Linked DNA regions of Homo sapiens: region 2 is linked to region 1. A link is a contact called in ENCODE Hi-C or POLR2A ChIA-PET data. All regions are on one chromosome and are shown on one strand. The core of a region is the stretch at or near the end of the contact, and the rest is flanking DNA. Distances in the headings are between cores, read along the strand shown. Region 1 holds the start of MFF (mitochondrial fission factor). Region 2 has its middle 23 kb from the start of DAW1.

Evidence for each region. A loop is a pair of places that touch in the nucleus more often than their neighbours do. ChIA-PET counts read pairs that join two places held with the same protein, here RNA polymerase II (POLR2A). Pooled maps may share reads with other maps.
Region 2: a map of GM12878 shows a loop between it and region 1 (2.3-fold over the local background). The contact joins the enhancer-like site here to the promoter of MFF in region 1. A Hi-C loop is called at or near these places in 1 of 168 maps with a recorded cell type or tissue (GM12878) and 2 of 50 pooled maps. POLR2A ChIA-PET finds 5 or more read pairs at or near these places in 2 of 52 experiments (BJ and activated CD4-positive, alpha-beta T cell).

What each region holds. Positions count from the first base shown.
Region 1 is chr2:227,321,927-227,327,343 of GRCh38, forward strand. MFF (mitochondrial fission factor) reads left to right here and starts at 3,325. Exons shown (of 9, transcript NM_001277062.2): 1 at 3,325-3,501. It overlaps MFF-DT (MFF divergent transcript), which reads right to left and starts at 3,238. Exons shown (of 14, transcript NR_102371.1): 1 at 3,192-3,238. RefSeq lists an enhancer at 3,147-3,196 and a silencer at 3,377-3,666.
Region 2 is chr2:227,846,405-227,851,821 of GRCh38, forward strand. No RefSeq gene overlaps it. Among named protein-coding and RNA genes, the nearest start is that of DAW1, 23 kb to the right of the region's middle. Within about 2 kb of position 2,352, at least 3 of the 41 ENCODE cell types and tissues checked have a DNase peak (open chromatin) inside an H3K27ac peak, as active enhancers do; they include GM12878, where a contact is called at or near this core.

The DNA of each region.
Region 1 (5,417 bases), core at 2,075-4,574:
CACGCTGCCTTTATGAGCTGTAACACTCACCGCGAAGGTCTGCAGCTTCACTCCTGAAGCCAGCAAGACCACAAACCCACCAGGAGGGACAAATAACTCTGGACAGGAGGAATGAACAACTCCAGATGTGCTGCCTTTAAGAGCTGTAACAGTCACCGCAAAGGTCTGCAGCTCCACTCCTGAAGCCAGCAAGACCATGAGCCCACCAGAAGGAAGAAACTCCGGACACATCTGAACATCTGAAGAAACAAACTCCGGACACATGACACACCATCTTTAAGAACTGTAAGACTCACCGCAAGTATTCGCAGCTTCATTCTTGAAGTCGGCGAGACCAAGAACCCACCAATTCCGGACACAGAAGGAAGGAAAACAAAGGGGAAAGCAGATTCTCTACAGAATGTGGATTTTTCCCATAAGAGACTTTGCAGGACAATTTCAAGGTAGGGCAAGGAAAGATATTTTTGGGTAAAATATTTTTATTTTCTTCCTTATTATGCCAGAGTCAGATTGGAAAGTAAGTCATGATATACACGGTTAAATAAAACCCATCTGATGTGCATTTATGGTTTGGAGAACATGACTCCCCAAACCCCTTAGATAGGAATTTGAGCAAGATAAAAAAATCAGAGCTTAGTCCTCAGAACCAACCTAATGCATGATCTCCCAACTTGATCTCTATCTTCCCACAAAAGATTGACTTGGAATGACTTATTATTCCTAAAAATCAATCTATTCTTAAAGGCTTATTTGTCTCTGTAGGGTAGTTGTTAAGAGTTAAAGAAAGAAGAGAGAAACACAAAAAGTGGCTCAACAATCAAGGATAGGTTTATTTTAGAGAATAAACCTGAGAGGGGCTTCTGGCCAATTTTGGTCAGGAGCACTCTCTCTTACAGACTAAGAGTATTTAAGGGTTTAGGGTGAGAGAGCTTATCACAGGCTTGGAATATTTCTGCTTGGAGGAGAAGTTTATTACAGGGTTGGAATGTCTCTGGTTGGAGGGGAGGGGTTATCTTGGGGCTGACATCGCTCCGGTCAGAGGGAAGGTTATCTTGGGGCTGACATCGCTCGGTCAGAGGGAAGGTTATCTTGGGGCTGGCATGTGTCTGGTGGGAGAGGGGTTTATCTTAGAGTTAGAATGTTTCTGGTCGGAGGTGTCATTTGTGGTTTGTGGTCATGCTGACAGCCATTAGGCTGATGCCCTCTGGGTTGGATTTAGGTGGTTTTTGATCAAGGGGCACTTTAAAATGGCAGTGCTTCTGCTCTGTCAATAGTAGGATATGCCAACCCAAAATATGGCACTTTGGCATAAAGATTATTTTCGAGTCAAAGGCACTTAAAAAAAAAATGCAAAAAGAGCACTGTGGCTTTCCTTTTTCCTTCCTGAAAGCAGGAGATAAAACTTCCGTATGAAAGGTGCCCTCCCTGTATAAGGAGGAAGGGAGATGTTCTCAACACCAGAGACATGGAGTCAAAGCTGAGCTGTATCTGCACAAACTTACCGATTTTCATTTCCACTTTGTTACAACAACCTTTATCTTCTTAGTCACTTCTGCATTAACTGCACTAACCCAAATCTGTTTGTTTTCTCACATTTTCACAATTTACTACTCTTTTTAGCCTTCCCTAGAAAAATGGAGACTCAAAAGCACTTAGGGTCCAACTGTTAATTTGGGTCTCCATTTTTCTAGGGAAGGCTCCAATGTAAATGTAAAAATTACTAAATAAAATTTGTATGCTTTCCTCCTGTTATGTTTTATGTCTCTATTTTACGTCAGTGGAGACTAAGCTCTGATTTTTTTTTTAATCTTGCTCAAATTCCTATCTAAGGGGCCTAGGGATTCATGCCCTACAATCCATAAATTCTCATCAGATGGGTTTTATTTAACCCTATATATTGTGACTTACTTTCCAATCTGACACTGGCATAACGAGACAAGAAACAAAATCAAAATATTTTACCGCAAAACATTTTTTTTAGTTTTTGACATATCTTGAAACGGCTCTGCAAAGCTGTCCTTTGTTGGGGGAAAATCTGCATCTACATAGAATTTCTATTAACATAGCTAGATCATTTTCTTCCAGGTCCTCCCAATCCTAAAGAGATTACGTAAGAATCTAGCACCTTTTAAAGATCTGAATAGGAAACATTTGTCATCCATTGTCTCTAAGGGCAGCCACTATAAGACTTCAAAAGAACCTTGGTCTCCACAATCTTTTATTTTAACCTCAACATTTCCTTTCTATGGGTCCCAGGTCTTCAACTGTCAACCAGAAAATGTTTAAATTTACCTACAGCCTTGGAAGCCCCTGCTTTGAGTTGTCCCACCTTTCTGAACCAAACCAATGTAGTTCTTAAATTTATTTGATTGATGTCTCATGCCTCCCTAAAATACATAAAACCAAGCTGCGCCCCAACCACCTTGGACACATGTTCTCAGGACCTCCTGAGGGCTCTGTCACGGGCCATGGTCACTCACATTTGGCTCAGAATAAATCTCTTCAAATATTTTAGAGTTTGACTCTTTTCCTCATCAGTTTAATTCTTAGGCCCAGCCAAGACCCCAAGAGGGGAGAGGAAATATTTTCACTTTCCCTACACCAGTGTTAAGAAGCCCAAGAACGCAATTCAGAGGGCTTCCCAAATCATTTTGAAGAATGGTAACATCTCTAGAATATCAATTAGATCGTAGGGGAGTACATAAGTCATGTGTACACCTTTAGGTGTTTGTGAAAACCAAGGCATATAAAATATCACATTATTTGGCCTCAGTACATTCCCATACTGACAAGCACTGTACCATTTTTCCCCCGCTCTAAGCAAGGGCTTCCTGGGGGGAAGAGTCTGTGGTTGGGTGTTCAGAAGCAGAGAGTGCTCTCCCAAAGCTAAACGATGCCGCCAACTACTGTGAAACTTAACTTCCCCTCTCCCGGAATTCTCATGGAAGACAAGGTCTGATCAACCGAGGGCTTAAGAAGTATCAAATTGGAACTCATGGAATCACTGGCGGAGCTGATTTACATATGAGAATTCCTAAGCCTCACAGCATAGAAATTTTCATGCCAGATGGTCCTGAAAAAGTTGTTTTAATTGGCTACCAAAGGTTTACCTTGCAAACACCAAGTTCTTAAAGATTACAAAATCTAATAAAGCCGAAGTGTGAATTAAACTTAACCGCAAGAGGAGTCACCTGCGGTCACCTCGTTTCGCCCACAACAAAGATGTCTGCGCATCGCTTACCGTGGAGCCGTTCCAGTGCGTGGGCCACGCGTCCGCCCTTTTCCGCGTCACATGACCACGAACACTCTTCCGCTACGGCTCCCAGAAGGGGCCAGCCCGCGCCTTTCGCGCTTCTGCCCTGGCCCTCTGCGGGCCGCTCCGCCGGTGCTGTCCCTGGGCGCCTCCGTGCTCTCAGCCAACCACCTCTGAGAGCGCCCACTCGAGCGCCCCGGGAGCCAGAGGGCGGGGGTCCTCGCCGGGACCCTCCTGTGGGCCCAGGGGTGAGTGTTGACGTCTTCCCGACCCGCGACCTGCCGCCCGAGCTGGCTGCCAGGCCTATCGCCGCCGCCGAGACCCTCCGGCCAACAGGGACCCGCGGTGGCCCCGGCCCCCCCGGTAGTGTCTCCCTGACCCGAGTCCCGTCCCCGGGCCTCTTGCCTTCAACCCTGGTCTTTCCTCCTCCCCGGGACCTTGAGTCCCCGAGGAGAGCGAGGGAGAGGAGCGTCTTCTGCAGGTGTTTTTGGGCGAACCTCTTCACCTTGTGTGGTTCGGCGTCTCCTTTTGTGTATTAACCCGGACTTTTCCGACTGGAAAATAGGGGTTTGGGAAGCAGCGGGAGTCCCGTGAGCGTGAACGCCGGGCTTTGCAGGTCTTCACTCATCCTTCCCTGCCAAGGCCCTGACACCTTACAGGCTGACCTTAAACCTGCCTTGTTTAAAAGGAGGTTTTTGTGTTGTTTTGTGGCAAGTACATTTTGGAAAAGAAGGGCCTTGTTGGAAGCCCAGGTTGTGGCATCGCGGGTGGCTGCGGGCCACCCTGTCCGTCTGTGAGCATCCCTGCTCGCAGATGTGGCTGCAGGCAGTTGCTCTCGGGTTTCCTTCCAGGAGCTGGGAAGCCGGAGGAAAGCTGCGGTTCCTGTTCCGCCGAGCTTCTGACCTTCCTCTGCAGGACGTGTGCTACTATTACTATCGTAAAAGAACACCCCTGTCTACCTCCCACAAAGTTAGAAGCAAAGGGCATTCTCGAGGGAAGAGCACCCTTTCAAAAGTGACATGTTTTCATTGGAGAACATTAAAGGGGAAAAAAAAAAAAAAGGTTTCTGGCCCTTCTGCCCAAATATAGAACCATTTGTATTCAGGCCTCTCATCCACCGAGAGACTTAAGATGATCACAAATGTTTTGTCTCCCTGCGTGAAAAACATTTTTTCTGCCTCAATTCCGTTGGCTAATGAGAGCCCAAAAGAAAAACCCTTAGGAAAATTAGGACGATTTAGTTATACTTAGTAGTCTTTTCCCATGCAATTAAATTGCTTGGGGGACCTTCTATCTTTTGGTTTCAAAGGCTTGTATATTGGTTTTGCCATTTTTTCCAAAAGGAAATTGTGTTCTCTCCCTTCCTGTCTGATAGAGCTGCCTCCTTTCAGAATTGCAAAGTTTAGTCTTCGCTCTCCTCTCTTCTGGTATTGAAACTTTTCTGTGGGTTCATAACCTTATTTTAAAGTTCATTAATATATAGTTTTAAAAGTTTGCAGTGACTTTTTAAATATAGTTTCTTTGAAAAAGAACTGAAACAGGGTGTGCAGAGTGGCCCATCTGTGTGAACTAGGTCCACGCAGTAGGTAATAAACAACTGGAGGGTTTTTTTTGGTTTGTTTTTGTTTGTTTGTATGTTTGTTTTTGAAAAGTACATAAACATTTGCAACCACAGTCAGTTTGACTCAAGTTGTTTCGGTGACTTCCGAGGCTTTCTGGGTTCCAGTGTTCTAATACAGAAAATGAGAAAGTTGGGCTGGAATCATTGTGTCCCAAAATTGGTACACTTTCCGCTAGTGGCATGTGACTTGACTCTAGGCGGTACGTGGATGAGGATTTTTTTGTAATAGGATGTTTTTGCAATCTGTATTTATATATGTACAGCCATGGTTTAAGGTAGTGATACAAAATTTTCTTTTACAATACTTTTTTGATTTTAAAAAGTCGAGTTAAAAAAATTAACTGTAGCAAAAAGTTAATGTACTCTGTGAATATGGGAAAAAAAAAACCCATGAAGTTGGCAAGTTAGTTACTGGTGTTTGGGAACCACTGGGCTTAGAAAGTAGAAATATGAAATCATCTGTGATTCTAAGAGAGATTTTGCCTCGTTTGTTATGTAACAGAATCACGTACTGGTTGCCTACTGGATTCTAAGGTACAAAAC
Region 2 (5,417 bases), core at 1,102-3,601, 520 kb after region 1:
AGCAGCTGGGACTATAGGCACATGCCACCACGCCTGATTAATTTTTTATTTTTATTATTTTTAGAGACAGGATCTCACTATGTTGGCCAGGCTGGTCTTGAACTCCTGGGCTGAAGCAGTCCTCTCATTTCGGCCTCCCAAAGTGCTGGGATTACAGGTGTGAGCCACTGTGCCTGGCCCAGTGTGGCGTTTTCTACTAAAGCTGAACACATGTATACTCTGTGAGTCAGCAATTCTTTCTCATACGTGTCCCTGAGTAATGCATGCATACATGTGCCAGGATTCTTGTAAACGAATGTTTTCAGAAGCATTGTTTATTGTAGCTCCAAACTGGGCCATCAACTTTAGAAAGAATAAATAAATTGTGGGGTATCACACACAATGGAAATCTAGACAGAAGAGAAAATAAACTACAGCTGAATGCAGTAACATCCTGGAATCTTAAACATGGCATTGATTGAAAGGAAGACGACAAGAGAGAACACCCACAAGATGACCCTATTTCTATAAAATTCAACACCAGGAAAAATTAAACTTTATTTTTAAGCATGCATACAAAGCTAGTGAAACTATAAAGAAAAGTGAAGAAGTGATTACCAGAAGGGAAAGGACAGTAGTTGTTTCCAGGAGCATGTGAGCAGGGTATGGCTGAAACAAGACACATGAGGTTTCAGGAAGTGCTGATTTGCATGCAGTTTCACAGATTTTCAAAAAGTAATGATTCAATATTCTGTATATTTATTTTATGCATTCTTCCATATGTTGCTGTAACTGAAAAAATTTTTAAAAGATCAAATTTACAATCCCACCTTGAATTTAGAGTGATAATGAAGTTAAATGAGATTTGGCCAACAGGGCTAGGAAGGTGAGAATAAGTCCTCACTCCATGGATAAGTCTTAGAGGGAAAATAGGAAATTAGCAGAGAAGGAAAGAGCTGTCTAGGCAGAGGCAAGACTCACGCTAAAGTCTTCTTTGTCTATTTCACTCCTTCGGCACTGCAATTCTTCCCTCTACTCCGGCCCTCCAGGTGAGTGTGAGGGTTTAAGAAATGGGGCCCCCAAAGCAGGTCAGAGGCCAGAATATGTTCTGTTCATGTTTAGAAGATTTACTGGAGAGTTTTTGGAAGCAAGAACATTTTTGTTATGAAGTAAAAAGGAATATCTAAGATATCCCTCCGGCCGGGCGCGGTGGCTCACGCCTGTAATCCCAGCACTTTGGGAGGCCGAGGCGGGCGGATCACGAGGTCAGGAGATCGAGAGCATCCTGGCTAACACAGTGAAACCCCGTCTCTACTAAAAATACAAAAAATTAGCCGGGCATGGTGGCGGGCGCCTGTAGTCCCAGCTACTCGGGAGGCTGAGGCAGGAGAACGGCGTGAACCCGGGAGGCGGAGCTTGCTGTGAGCCGCGATCTCGCCACTGCACTCCAGCCTGGCAACAGAGCGAGACTCCGTCTCAAAAAAAAAAAAAAAAAAAAAAAAAAAAGATATCCCTCCTTCTCCCTTAGAACAAGGAAATACAAACTAACGGAAAAACCAAGGAAGATGTAAAGAAAAGAAGAGAAAACTAAGGAAAACTTGAGAAAATTGAGGCACAGATACAAAGGGGAAGAGAGAGAAGGGAATGAGTCAGGAGGGAAACAGAGAAAAGAGATTAAAGACATAAAAAGATAAAAGTATCGGGAAGCATTGCAGTGTGAAAGGGAAGAAATAAGCAAAGAAGACTTTGGAAGCTGCGTTCTTAAGATCTCTCTTAGATGAAAAAGGGGAGAGATAAATGAGAGAAAAGTAAAAAAGTTTTAGCAGAAAAAAAGAGAAATGATCAGAAATGTTTAATAGAAACATGAAAATTAGAAGTTCATGGGGCAAAAATAAAATGTGGCTTATTTTTATTTCTCTTTCTTAAAAGAGCAAACATTTGCAGGAAATCAAAAGGGCTCAAATTTCAAAGATCAACAAAACCAAGTGATGGGAAAAGCCTTTATAAGAGAAACTAGAATGGCATAAGAGGAATCTTAATAGTTTGATCATTTAAACAGGCTAAGGTAAATACTCACGCGAAAGAACCAAAAACTTTGTAAGAGTTATGATGCCAGAGAAAATAAGGAAGAAGAAAAAAGTGAACACTGTTACGTGTTCTAACTTGCAAGTCTCTTTCCCTCTTACTCTGCTAAGAATAAAAGAAAAGGCGGAAGGAAGAGATGAAAAGGGGGTCATTCCAACTCATTAAAACAGGGAAAAACCAACTATTGCAGAAAGGAATGGTGAGCCTGGTAAAAGTTGGGAGGAGGATGGGAAATTGCAAGAAGAGGGTTGTTAAAGTTATGAGTTCATTTTCCCTCGCCCCCTCATGGTACCATACTCACTCGACTGGAAAGGCAAGTTTCACTCCAGCAAATGAAGCAGCAAGGAAGTGACTTCACAAAAATCTTCCTCTGCTCTAGGGTAATTTGGGCCTTTCATGATTTAACTCAGTCTACCACATCTTGACCTAGTTGAAAACTGGGTCAGACTATTTTTCTTGAACGGAAGCCTAAAAACCACCCTCCCTTAAATGAATTTATATTTTTGCAGTATTGTCTATACTCAGTTTCTCTTTTACCTTTTTGGAGATGCTAACAAAAATTACTCAAGCCAGTTAAAGACCCTGGACCCAGAATCCATCGACAGAGGAAAAGGAATCAGGGATTTCATAGGAAAGTTGGAAGATTTGCTTTCGGTCCTTCTCCTGGTGGGGCACTGGGTGTTAATTTAAGTGACAATCAGCCCATTTCAGTCATGACCTTCCTCCCTCTCTGAGCAATTACTGAGGCACAGAAGAACTCCATTTTGGCTCAAAGAGTTTGTAAACCAAAAATAAAATTACAAGGCCCCGCCAACCATCTGAATGGACCCCTCTTCTCAGACAAGGGCATTCCAAAGTTGGTTCAAGCCATAATGTGAAGGGAGGGTTGGACATGCCACATTACACCCTCCTTCCTTTTGGAATTCAGGAAAAGCCAACCAGCATTAATATCGACACAGACCTTGAAGTCTGGTAAGAAATATTTACAATCTATTCTCTTGGAAGCCTGCTACTTAGAGGCTTCATCTGATTGATAAAACTTTGGTCTTCACGACCCCTTATCATCCTAAACCAGACACTTGTTTCTATTGATTCCAGGTCTTTAGATAATAACTCTTTCAACCAATTGTCCATCAGAAAAATTTTAAATCTACCTATAACTTGGAAGCCCCACTGCTTCGAGTTATCCTGGCTTTCCGGACTGAATCAATGTACATCTACATGTATTTGATTAATGTCTCCTGTCTCCCTTGAATTTATAAAACTAGGCCGTGCCTCGACCACCTTGGGCACAAGTTCTTGAGATCTCCTGAGGGCTGTGTCACAGACCATTGGTCCCTCATATTTGGCTCAGAGTAAATCTCTTCAGATATTTTAGAGTTTGACTCTTTTCCTCAGCAATTTCTATGAGGTGTGGAAGAAAGGCGTCAGGAGTTGGGGAAGAGAAGAGTGAGGAATAAATGAGGCTGCCCAGTTAGGTTAGGGGCAGGGACTCCCAGGACACATTGAGGAGTTTGGGAGGATGATAAAAAGAGTGGCAATATGATTAAAGCAGATTAGAAGAAACAGGCGTGGCTGGTGGAGGGATGTGAGAGAAAACTGGCCAGAGTGGGAAGCAAATTGATTCTTGATGAGTAAATGCATCCTGGCCAGGACCATAAATACTCCCTAGAGTATGATTACTCATGATCTTTTCCCCATCTGGCTGGTTGGAATAGGTATAATCCCTAAGGAAGCTTGCCAGATAGAATAAAATAGAGGATACCTCATTAACTTCAAATTTCAGATGAACAACATATTTTTTTTAGTGCTATTATGTCCCAGGCAATATTTGGAGCCCACTTAAAAACAAACAAACAAAAAAACCCCACGTGCTGTCTAGCTGAAATTCAAAGCTGCTGGGGTGTCCTGTATTTGATTTGCTAAATCTGGCAACTGTATCCCCAGGGCAATCTTGGGAATCATGAGAAAGTAGAGCCCAAAGATGTTGCTGGGTCTCAGAGCTGCAAGAGAAGTGCACAGGAAGGCTACCTAGATGTTAGGACTTCTGACTTCCAAAACTATAAAAGTATAAATTTGTATTTTAAGCCACTAAAATGTGGTAATGTGTTACAGTGACAATAGGAAACGAATACATAATCTAACACATTTTTTCCTCTTTTTCTTTGTCTACCCCATAGATATAGACAACGCTACACTTGGAAAGCAGAACCTTTTTGTTCATTTTCAGAAAAGAAAACTGAGGACATAATCACTATTTCCATTTGTAGAGTAACTCTTGGCATTCTTTCCTTGACACTATCTACACACTTTCTTATCTTTCTCTTCCTCTTCATCTAATTCTCTCCCTCTTCCCAATTCTTTCTATTCCTGTTTCCATTGCTTTTCTTTTCTCTATCAATTACCCAACCATCATCATCATCCATCCATCCATCCATCCATCCATCCATCCATCCATCCATCATCCTCTTCCCTGCTTTATTTTCATTACTCTAAAAGAGTACTTTTCAAGTTCACTCATCCCCACTTCCCCAAAATACTTGACACATTTTATCCTTCATCCTTCCTTTCATTATGTTGTGTCACTAGTTATAGATCCATTTGAGTAAAGAAACTTTCCTTTTAAAAACACAATACCGGCCAGGTGCAGTGGCTCACGCCTGTAATCCCAGCACTTTGGGAGGCCAAGGCGAGAGGAACACAAGGTCAAGAGATCAAGACCAACCTGGCCATCATGGTGAAACCTTGTCTCTACTAAAAATACAAAAATTAGCTGGGCGTGGTGGTGCACACCTGTAGTCCCAGCTACTTGGGAGGCTGAGGCAGGAGAATCACTTGAACCCAGGAGGTGGAGGTTGCAGTGATCCCAGATTGTGCCACTGCACTCCAGCCTGGCAACAGAGTAAGACTCCGTCTCAAACAAGCAAACAAACAAACAACAACGAAAATGCAATACCTCCAGTTTGGGTGTCAAATTTCAGCATGCGTCTGGGGCACTTGTTTAAAGCCAGTATTTGGGAGATACTCATTGTGTAGGTCTGTGTGGGGTTCAGGTGTTTATACATCAGTTAAGCACTTTGAAAAGTGATATGCAGAGACCACCTGTTTGCAAGACTCTGGGATTTCACAGATTGCTTTTTAAAAAGTTGTGGGGGATGCACAGCAGATGGGGGTTGACCAACATACAGTTTCCAGTTCTTTATCAGAGCAAAGTCATTACAAACCAATGAAAAAGCAAATGTGCCATCATTTCATTAAAGAAAGGACATTTTAACACCATAAATATGGGAAGAACAATTTTGTTATAATGAAAAACTCATCTTAAGAAAGCCCAGGAGGTAAAACTATGTTGA